2 separate regions of the Homo sapiens genome follow, and region 1 is linked to region 2. A link is a contact called in ENCODE Hi-C or POLR2A ChIA-PET data. All regions are on one chromosome and are shown on one strand. The core of a region is the stretch at or near the end of the contact, and the rest is flanking DNA. Distances in the headings are between cores, read along the strand shown. Region 1 holds the start of GZMK (granzyme K). Region 2 has its middle 37 kb from the start of GZMK.

The links. A loop is a pair of places that touch in the nucleus more often than their neighbours do. ChIA-PET counts read pairs that join two places held with the same protein, here RNA polymerase II (POLR2A). Pooled maps may share reads with other maps.
Region 1: a loop to region 2 is called in a map of natural killer cell, with 2.9 times the contacts of the local background. The contact joins the promoter of GZMK here to the enhancer-like site in region 2. A Hi-C loop is called at or near these places in 6 of 168 maps with a recorded cell type or tissue (CD4-positive, alpha-beta T cell, CD4-positive, alpha-beta memory T cell, CD8-positive, alpha-beta T cell and 2 more) and 11 of 50 pooled maps. POLR2A ChIA-PET finds 5 or more read pairs at or near these places in 19 of 52 experiments (CD4-positive, alpha-beta T cell, CD4-positive, alpha-beta memory T cell, CD8-positive, alpha-beta T cell and 12 more).

What each region holds. Positions count from the first base shown.
Region 1 is chr5:55,020,954-55,026,439 of GRCh38, forward strand. GZMK (granzyme K) reads left to right here and starts at 3,303. Exons shown (of 5, transcript NM_002104.3): 1 at 3,303-3,433; 2 at 3,707-3,854. The coding sequence starts at 3,370. It overlaps LOC102467081 (a long non-coding RNA gene), which reads right to left and starts at 3,216. Exons shown (of 3, transcript NR_104662.1): 1 at 2,976-3,216; 2 at 1,675-1,759; 3 at 346-569.
Region 2 is chr5:55,058,620-55,063,983 of GRCh38, forward strand. No RefSeq gene overlaps it. Among named protein-coding and RNA genes, the nearest start is that of GZMK, 37 kb to the left of the region's middle. Within about 2 kb of position 3,977, at least 3 of the 41 ENCODE cell types and tissues checked have a DNase peak (open chromatin) inside an H3K27ac peak, as active enhancers do; they include CD8-positive, alpha-beta T cell and natural killer cell, where a contact is called at or near this core.

The sequences.
Region 1 (5,486 bases), core at 2,053-4,552, 38 kb before region 2:
AAACTTGATATTGAGAACATTTTTCAAAGGAATGTAAAAGGGAATAAATGGGAAGAGCTTGAAACAAATCTGCTTTGCACTTATGTCTACAGAGCAGTGTTTCTCAGACTACCTGTGGGAAAGACCAATGTGTTTGGAGTTTTAGTTTGTTAATTTGTTTGTTTTTAGTTTCAGCCCATTGTGAACTGATACGTTTATACAACACAAATAAATAGAAAAAAGTAATTAAATAAAAAACAAAGGCATACAAAATACACACCCAATTTTTATTAGATTGGACAAATTTTATTTCATTAATAAAATAAATTAATACAGTGCCATGTTAAGTCGCTGTTACAGTTTCTAAACTCTGGCTCTCAATTTCTGTCCCCATCTTGCTCCAAATCGGTAACAAAGAGGTTCGGAGACTGGCACAGGTCTGCGGGCCATGCTTTGATTGGCATGGCTCTAGGGGGTGTGGCTTATAAATCTGACAGAGCAGGTGTCTGGGCTGTTGAAGAAAGGCAGTCCAAGGGATAGAACCACACGAGGCCTTTGGAGCAGTGGCACAGCTGTTCTATAAGGGTCTCCTGAAACACAGGAGAAGCAGAAACAAAACATCTCTAAGAGCAGCAAGAAAGACAGCTAAACACAGCAAAGAAGAGCCACAAGGCTATGACGTGTGAAGCCAGCCCTCCTCTGAGCACAGCCTTGCACTTGCTCAGTCCGGTACAGTTGCTGTAAAGCCATCCAAAGCAAACATGGCCCTCCCTGCAGCAGACTCAACAGAACAAAAACCAACACCCAGAAATAAATTAGATCGCCGAGCTCATCATGTTACACAGCCCACTGTTCTCAAATCCAGAATCGTGAATATAATAACAAATGATACTATTAACTGGCAAATCGGTCTAAAGCCAAAACCAAATAACTCATTACTATTAACCAACATGATTCTCAGAATTTTCTAGGTCAGCTACAAGAAAGAGTTATGAGACTCTTCCCAACTGAACTAAATCTCACCCATGTCTAATTACACGCAGTGTGTATGGCTAAATCCTTTTTCTCTTCTGCACAGCTAGCTTGTGTCTCAGAGCCCCTAAACCCCCAGGGACTTCTCAAAGGAGGCAGGCATGTAGCCAGGTTGAAAGGAACATAGAGCCGGGAGCCAGCACATAGGAGCTTAAGGGCCACCTGCTAGCTCGGTAATCTCAAGCAAGTCCCTGAATTTCAGTTTATTTATCCATAAAACAAGACTAATGACAACCACTTCCCTGGAAATACAGCTAAAAACGTTCAGCAATTTGTACAACGCTATGTGGACATTAATCCTTACTACTCAGAAATAAGCAGCTGAGAGATGTTTGTAACCATTCCCATTTCCCCCGCCACACACACACACACACACACACACAAAGCTTCGTCCTTTACAATTTATTTCTTCCTTAGAGTTTGGATCACTTCTACCTGTCACACACCATCTTCCTTACGATCCCAGCATCACTGGGATGTAGCAGGGAACTGACGCCATCCTGTCTGCCTTCCAATGTGGAACAATGGCACACAGTAGAGCATCCAAGGTACATCAACAGTGACAAAGATGACTTGAAAATTCACAGGGACATTTGAGTGGGAGTAATAAGTTTGGTTTATTAAGCTTGTGGCTTTTCTTAATCTGGCTCCTCCTTATCTCACCTTCTGCTCTGACAGGAAGTCACTGCTCTGCGTTGGTTTTGTTCATTCTGTTTAACATGTAGAAAGCTTTACTGTTGCCACACACCTGTACAAGGAAAGCAGGTTTTTTATAAAATTCTGTGTTCTGGGAGGGTACTCATTCACATACAACTTAACATACAGGGAGGTCAGGCAGGTGATTTGGTCTAGGTCATAAGCTGTGTTGCCTTGGGCAAATTACTTAGCCTCTTGGAACTTATTTCTTCCATTGTAACATAAGTTGTCCTGCTTTCCTCAAAGACATAGACATGAAACCATAAATGATCATATAAAAAGAATTTTGGAAATAAGGTATTTTACTTATATATTATTAAGTTATAATGAATAATACATAATTATAGTATTATTTTTTATTATTCCTACTCTTTGTGCTAGAAAACAATTTGAAAGGAGTCTCTTGCAATCTGCCGAGCATAATAGCTCTGGATTTTAATTCTCCTTTCTAAAATGAATGGAAGATAAAATGCATACCTCTTAAAAGAAAGATCTGTTGATTTAATGCAAATTTTGATCAGTGTTACTAGGAAGTGATTGGCATTCTGATGCGTGATCTGTTTGTATTCATTTTATATTTGCACTGCTGATCAGTGTCTGGCACAAACAGAATCTTGTAGAATCTTGAGTCTAATACCTTTTGTATTGAAGGCCTGGCAATGCATTGTCATCTGTTCCTGGGAAGAATTACAAAATGCAGTCCTTTATTTTTAAAAGACATTATTATTAAGTCCCTGGAAAAACACATGGCCATTTTCAATTAAAAATGAGTAAAAGAGAGACTCTGAATCAAAAATAGTTGCCAATGTTCACCTTTAACAACATTATGAAATCTCACAAAAATGTAACTAAAATTTAACCAAATTTGGGCAAACTTAGAGAAACGACATGAGTAGGGATGTTTGCTGCAAAACATATGGTTTTCTCTGGTTGGTGCTCAGGCTTTAGCTAAGCCACATTGTGAAGTAACCATAATCTGTGCAAGGTCCATGTCTCTCTTCATCATAAATCTATGTCCAAATGAAAAAGAGAGAAGAATGAAATATGATAGGCACCATTTTGTGCCAGGAAAAATAGTAAGTATTGCTTGAGAGCAATGGACATCTTTGAACTCTGTCTGCAACTTCATTACATTCTTATGGCATGGATATTTTTCATTTATAAATATTATATACACATATAGTATAAATTTTCTTTATAGCATAAGTACTCTGATACAGGTATTAGAGATGGTATCTCCAGATATGAGTTCTTTATGGCATACATACCTCTCCCAAAAAAGTGCTAAAAGCAATTAGCCGGATGTGGTGGTGGGCGCCTGTAGTCCCAGCTACTCGGGAGGCTGAGGCAGGAGAATGGCGTGAACCCAGGAGGCAGAGCTTGCAGTGAGCCGAGATCGCGCCACTGCACTCCAGCCTGGGCGACAGAGAGAGACTCCGTCTCAAAACAAAACAAAACAAAAAAGTGCTAAAAGCACAGACCTGAAAGTCCCCAAACTGATACATAACGTTTACACCTAGGTGTGAAAAAAAATCTTACCCCTAGAGCACCTGTGGTGAGAAAGTCAAAACTTACAAGAACAAAACTCAGTCTTCAGAATCTTCTTCCTTCATCACAGGATCAACACATTTCATCTGGGCTTCTTAAATCTAAATCTTTAAAATGACTAAGTTTTCTTCCTTTTCTCTGTTTTTCCTAATAGTTGGGGCTTATATGACTCATGTGTGTAAGTATCTCCTATATCTACATGTAAACATTAAATGAATTTCTACTGACTATATTGTTATATTATAGATGAAAATTATTTTCACAATCATTCCTATCTTTCTGAACTGTAATGTATTATACAAATTTTTCATCAGTAAAATTATTGTAGCTTTTAGGTAGGGTTATTGTTGTTTTTTAAGCTTTGAAAATAATATAGTGACTGTCATTGGAAGAATTACATGAAACAGTAGTTTAGATCTTTTGTGTGAAACCTTTTGGTCTACTTTTGTAGGTTTCAATATGGAAATTATTGGAGGGAAAGAAGTGTCACCTCATTCCAGGCCATTTATGGCCTCCATCCAGTATGGCGGACATCACGTTTGTGGAGGTGTTCTGATTGATCCACAGTGGGTGCTGACAGCAGCCCACTGCCAATATCGGTGAGTCCTCCACACTTTTCCAGACATGTGTTTTTTCTGAAAGTTATTATAGGTACAAGAGAAGCTTACCTCTCCTGAATGAGAATTTGATCTACTGTTAGCTTCTGTGGTTACTGACCAACTGGTGGCGTTTATTTACCTTCTTCCACATCCACGCTTTCTGTCTTGGGTTTTCCTTTTCAGAGAGAACTGAGCTGCTTTTCCCAGGCAAGACATTAGACAAATTCAAGTCCTCTGTATAATGCAGGGAACACAGCAACAGTAATACTTGAAGCAGCAGTACTCTTGACCTTGTTAGATCACACTGCTCAAAAGGAAATCAGACAACCTGAGCTTGCTCTGTGCTCTGAGCTTCCCCATTTTACAAAGGGGTAATAATCATATCATACCTGCTTTGTGGGTTTTGAGAATTAAATAGTATCTGTTTAAGTATTTTAGCATGCTTGGCACATTTAGTAAGCACAAAAAAATTGCAGCTATTATCATTAGTATTATACGCATGAGAAGCCTACTTTGCCACTCCTAACAGTAGCTACCTAACAGTAGCTACTCACCACTTACAACTTTCCTAGGTGGAAAAAAACAAGTTATTGATGACTTCTAGAAAGAGAAAGATAATGAGAGAGTTATTTTCTAGGATACTTAGAATGAAAGCTTTTCTGAAGACAGAGTAAAACCTTCCAAAGTCCATTTCAGCCTAGGATTCTCTTACTTCAGCTAATAAAGCACAAAACCCCTCTTGGGATGCTGCAACCATCACAAAAGGAAATGCCAGTAGAAAACTAATTTGGTATTTGTTGTTTTGTTTGTTTGCTTGGGTTTTTGGTTTTGTTTTTTGTTTGTATATATGTTTCCTTATGTTTCTTACCTAATAAGCTGAAATGGAGCCTTCTCCTTTTCTTTCACTTAAAGATCTCTCTTAGCTGTAATGGTTTGCTCTCCAGGCATTGTCTATATCTAAACAGAACAATTGAATTGATTTGCTTTTCTATGCTTTGGGGGTTTTGTCTGATTACCCCATTTAAATGGAACTGTTTGATCACAAATTGGAAGTTTTGAAGCCTGCAAACTGGGAGATCTTCTGCTATCTCTAAATAGCAAGCCACTGATTTCCAATTTAATATGGTTACTTCATTTACACAGGGTTCTTGCCCTCATAGAAATCACACTCTCATCCCCATCACTTCTCTCTTCTCCAGGGCATTTGCCCCCTCGAGATCAGAGAGACAGAGTGGGGAACTGTCAGCGAATGTTCATTTGATGCAAAATATGCACATCTTCAAATATGCTCATAATACACATTCAAATGGTCTATAACCTCCCCAGACACAGAGCTTGACTTCTAAATGTTCAACAAACTTTGGATGGAAAGAAAGAAATACACTGAAAGATCTTTCTTTCTTTCTTTCTTTCTTTGGCTAGGCCTGAAACATGGTGTATGAAAAAGTGCTTCACTAGCCATAAAGTGTTATAGGAAATTAAATAATATCACTAAGTTGAATTTTAAATTTTGTCAAGTGGATTTAACTCACGAGAAGCGGATTCCCAAATTGGGGAAAGAGATTATTGACAAAAGACTGGAGAGAGGTCTTGGAGTTTTTTGTGTTTTGTTTTTTTTTTCTTAAAACAAAC
Region 2 (5,364 bases), core at 2,727-5,226:
CTCACTTAAGAGATACAGAGTATACAACATATGGTGAGTCCTGTTCTCAAATAACCAGAAGTAACTTGAATAGGATCATTAAACTATCTTCCTTTCAGACACTAGTGAAAGTAACATTTGGGAATAGGAAATACAAAAGAATGATCCATCACAAGAAAACTAAAAATATTTCCTGTTACAATGGCATAGATTTGATTGGGTGAGATTTCCTGAAGTATTGCAAATGAGATCTATTGGCACAAAAGGAAAAGGAAATAAATATTTGTCTACATTTGTAAAGCTAAGAGAGTAGGACTTTAAACCCTATTTACCTTTTAAAATTAAGCATAGCTGGAAATAATAATATACCCAGGAGCGAGCAGGAAGCCATCTTTCCACAGTAAGGCACTGTATGAACCAGAAACATGCCATGTAACTTGAACCATCTGGGAAGGACATGGGTTGTACTCTAAGGATAACAGAGACATGACATTTTCAAATGTATATACAACGATGATCAAAGCCTTGAAATGCTCAAGGAAACTCATTTCTGTTATAATACGTAAATAACTTCACCAGGAAAACACACATAAAATGCCTCCATTGAAAATAAAACCAGTTTACATAAATGTATAGTCAGTTCTGAAGCTTATTTTCACATAAACGTAATTTTAATCTAGATGTAGTCTTTTTTAAATTTAGCATTCTTTTATAAACTCTTTACCATGTAACAAAAAAGTCCACATGGTCATCATCATAACAACTGTCTTGGGTTGGGTCCCTCCAAAAAGCAGGTGCTGAGACATGGATGTGAGTACAAATAGTTCTTTTAGGAGGTAATCCCAAGAAATACTTGCAGAAAACTGGGAAAAATGAGGAAACCAGTGAAGGATATGTTATTGGGCAAGTTACCACTGTGAGTCACCAGGGCTCAATCCCCACTGGGGACCCCGGGAGACAGTGTGGAACACACCCTAGAGTTAACCCAACCAAGGGGTGAAGCAGCTGGGGTATTTATTCACTAACTCCCATCGGCAAATGGCTGAGAGATGCTTCCAGGGGGTTTTAATCCTCAGCATTTTAAGGCTGCTCTGCGAAGGGGCTCAGAGGGCTTTGACACTCAGAGAAAGCTCATTGGCAAAGATTTGCAGGTGCTTACAGTTGGAAGTGACTGGATAGCAAGCATATGAATGGGAAGTCCTGAGGTTGTGTGGTCATGGCACAAGAGAATCAGGTGAAATAACTGTATAATATTTCATCATATTACTATACTACCATTTTTCTATTTGCTTTGAGAACAGACTTTAATTGTCCAAGTTTTAGAAAGAAGTCAGTTAGTATAACACTCATGTGAAACTTAGAATAGGTACCTAAGAGTTGTATTAAATTGTTTTATAATTAACATTGTAGAAAGATGAATGCATTGTTTTTGTTCAAAAGTTGTTCATTCACTCTACACTCATTAAGATGACTATAATTAAAAGAAAGAAAGTGACAAGTATTGGGGAAGATGTAGACAGATCAGAACCCTTGCCCACTGTTGAGTGGGAATGTAAATTGTGCAGCCACTGTGGAAAACAGTATGGTAGTTCAGCAAAAAAATTTAAATTGAATTAGCATATGATCCAGCAATTCCCCTCCTGGGTATATACTCAAGAGAATTAAAAGCAGGGACTTAAACAGATAAATATTCATATTCCCCTGCTAAGAGTAGCTTTATGCACAGTAAACAAAAGATGGAAGCAACCCAAATGTCTATCAATGCATGAATGGATAAAGTGTGGTCTGTACATATAATGGAATATTATTCAGCCATAAAAAGGAAATATGGCATATTCTATTACATAGGTGAGCCTTGAGGATATTATGCTAAGTGAAATAAGCCAGTCTCAAAAGAACAAATACTGTCTGTATAATTCTACTTATATGAGGTACCTAGAGTAGTCAAATTTACAGAGACAGAAAGAAGGGTAGTTTCCAGGGGCTGAGAGAGTGGGGAATGGAGAGTTATTGTTTAATGAGTATACAGTTTCAATTTTGGAAGATGAAAAAAGCTCTGGAGATGGCTGGTAGCAACGGTTGCCCAACAATGTAAATGGACTTAATGCCATCAAACTGTACACTTAAAAATGGTTAAAATGGTAAATTCCATTTGTATAAGTCTTACTTTAATAAAAAGAATCCTGCAAAAAATTTAAAAATAAAAATAAGCAAATGAACTATTACAGGCCACAACATGAAGTTTTTTAAGCAAAAAAGATGTACATTAATTTCCTCAATATCTGCCATGCTGTACATACTTAGCTTTTTGAAATAGCATCTAGAGCCTGTGAAAATAGCAATAGACATTTTGGGGCTCTCTGATGTTCTTGCCATCCTTACTCTAAATTCATTCACACCCAAAGTCTTCCTCGTGCTAGAATAAAGCCAGCATTCGATCCAAAAATACAACAGTTTGACCTGAGCTCTTCCGCCAAGATACAGTTCACTTGCAGTTGTGTGTTTCTAATGTTGGTGAAGAAAAGCCAGGAGCCTTCAATGTCCAGAAAGAGTTGGCAACACGGGTTGGCCAGTGGTGTCTATGTTGAGAGCTGGTTCACCTGCCCTCTTCAGAATGGTTGTCAAAATCTGTTCAGGAAGCCCTCAAGGAAGGCAGTTTTCAGGCTAGCCTATTGGTCCCCTCCCCCAGAGTATGTTAGTTCAGCATCTGTCTCAGAACAAGAACTCAGTAAATATCTCACAAATTAATGAATAAATAATTAAACCAATGAATAAATAAATGAAATTCTACAAGAAAAGTCCAACAAGCCTGGAAAAAAGCTGTGCCACCATTAGTTATTCTAATACCCCTGCTCCCCCGTCACTGAAGGAAATAGATGCTGCACTGGGAGGACATGTCATCTTCATCAAACCCCTGCCCGGTGGAAACACCAGGCAGGCAATAAGCCCCACAGAGCCCTCTCTCTGCACATTCCCATCCCTGTGCCTCACAGTCCCTTCCAACATAGGAGCCTGAGGATAGATCACAAACTTCCCAGCTGTTCCCTAGAGCCCTATCACCCAAGAAGGAGAAGGAGCTATGAGGAGGAGGCTGGGGTGGTAAGACTTGGGACCCCCACATGTATACACACATAGTCAGAGCAGCTCTGACTTTCATCTATTTTATATTTTAGTTTTCCACAGAAGATTCAATGAGGTGGGCAAGTTTCCTCTCAAAAAAAAAAAAGAAAGAAAGAAAACACTGGTCTAGCTGCATATTACATGACTATAATCTCCCAGAGGGCAAGAGACTGGAATTGTACCACCATCCCCTAATACCTGGTACAATGCCATGAACTTGATCGGGAAGTGTCTTGGGGCATCAGGCAAGAAGTGCCAATTACCTGGGTCCTAATCCCAGCTCCAACATAAACCTGCTGGGCAAGCTACATGATAAATACTGTTCCATCTTTACTCTTTAAAAAGTGCCACTCTGGAGATTTTTCTACACTAACATCTCCTCATGAATACCTCATTCATGATTTTATCAGCTTAGTTGAAATGTTTTATTTTAGCTGAAGACATCTGAATCGAGCCTTCACTTTCACATTCGGTCAGCATCCTGCACACATGCATATGCACACGCTCTCACCCGCTCCATTCCCCAACACCGCAACCCACATCCCACCACACCCCGCATCCCATCCTGCCGCCCAGGGCACCCTGGGACTCCCCTGCATCCCTCTTTAGATGCCAATTAAGAAAATAAATAGTTCTTATTATCCACTTACCCTTAAATACCTTCCTTGAGAAGTACTTACATCGTTTTTAATGAAGTGATCTGGTGGACAAAGCAAAAACTAATCCAAATTGCCAAGAGCCCCCAGAAGTCCCAATAATTAGTTCTATTCTATTCTCCCATAATGTAAGATATGGTTTTTAGCCTCTAAATATTTACTATTTATTATAGTAAGATGTGGTGTATCTAACTCAAACAGCTAGCGAGCTACCACTCTGCCCAACAGCTGTGCTTTCAAGTGGTTCAGTACATAACCACAAACACTGTGGCTGTATTGCTCTCTGTAAACACTATAAAAAGTCAAATATGCCTATATGCTTCTCAAGTTCACTCAGACCAAAAAAAAACTCACCTGTCCCATATACTATCAATAAAATAACTCCAAAAAGTCCAAATAAATGCAGAATAAACATTTAAAATACTCTAGGCTGGATATCTTTTTACATTGTAATTCACTGTAATTAGTCAAATCCTGTCAGAATGTTGATACAGGATATTTGGTGAACTGGTCAAGTTTAATCATCTCTCTAAAATGAATGGCAAGAATATATTAATATATTATAAGGTCACTCTCCTGTCAAAGGTACAATTAATATAGACAGCACAGGTAAGCCACCAAGGACTCCAAAAGTACAGAGAATAATGTAGAAACCTTTCCATATCTGTCAGCCCCTATCACCAGTTAACTATCAAATTTTGCCAATTCAACTACTTTTGAAAGGTCAATTTATAAATGTCTTATACTATAATCTTTTGTATGTGTGTTCACAGAAAATCAAACAGGCATGTGGCTGTTTGGGGGCAGAGAAATTAGAAGAGAGCACTATCCCCTCTGACGGGGCAGGTACTGCCTCATATGTTGCTTTGGGCTAAAACCCTGGGTCTCTAGGTGCTGAGAGAAGCTAGAAGGAAGGATGACAAAGTCTGTAATTCCTGGGAAATGAGACAGGCAGCATAGCCCATCCAGGCTCTGACTCACTTGGAGACCTTCTCTCTTCTGGCTCCATCCATCCCCCACGTCAATCATAACAAAGAGGAAATCAGCTTTGCCCTCGGGGATGCATCTGGCAACAATTATGATTTGGGGGTGAGTCCAGGTTTAGTTAGGGTATAGGAGGTGCACTGACATTTGCTGAGTGCCAACTATGTGCCATGCAACACTTTACCTTAGTACCTCTCTACCCTGACAACCAGTTCATCATCACCTGGAAAACAGGAAGGAAACGTGGGAAGGCCTGGGACCACTCCAAACCAAGTATTTCACAGTCAGAACAATTACTTTACCGTAATCCTCTCAACAGCCTCATAAACTAGGTACTGCTGTGCTCAGATATGACATAGACATTAAACAGCAGGGCCAGAATTTAGAGCCATGGCTATCTTCTTTCTAAAGTCCTACTCTTTTCCCTGACCGCAGCACTAGAGACTAGCTAGTCTGGTCCTCATTTAGACCATACAATCAATTCAGAAAGTAACTAGATACTTCATATGTATTTTAAATGGAATAAATGAATATATCATGTTCTAAAACTTGAATTAGAAAGGTAAGTTTGTCCAAGTAGATCAGATTAATGAAACAAAGAATCAGACTGCAAATGTAGGCCCAG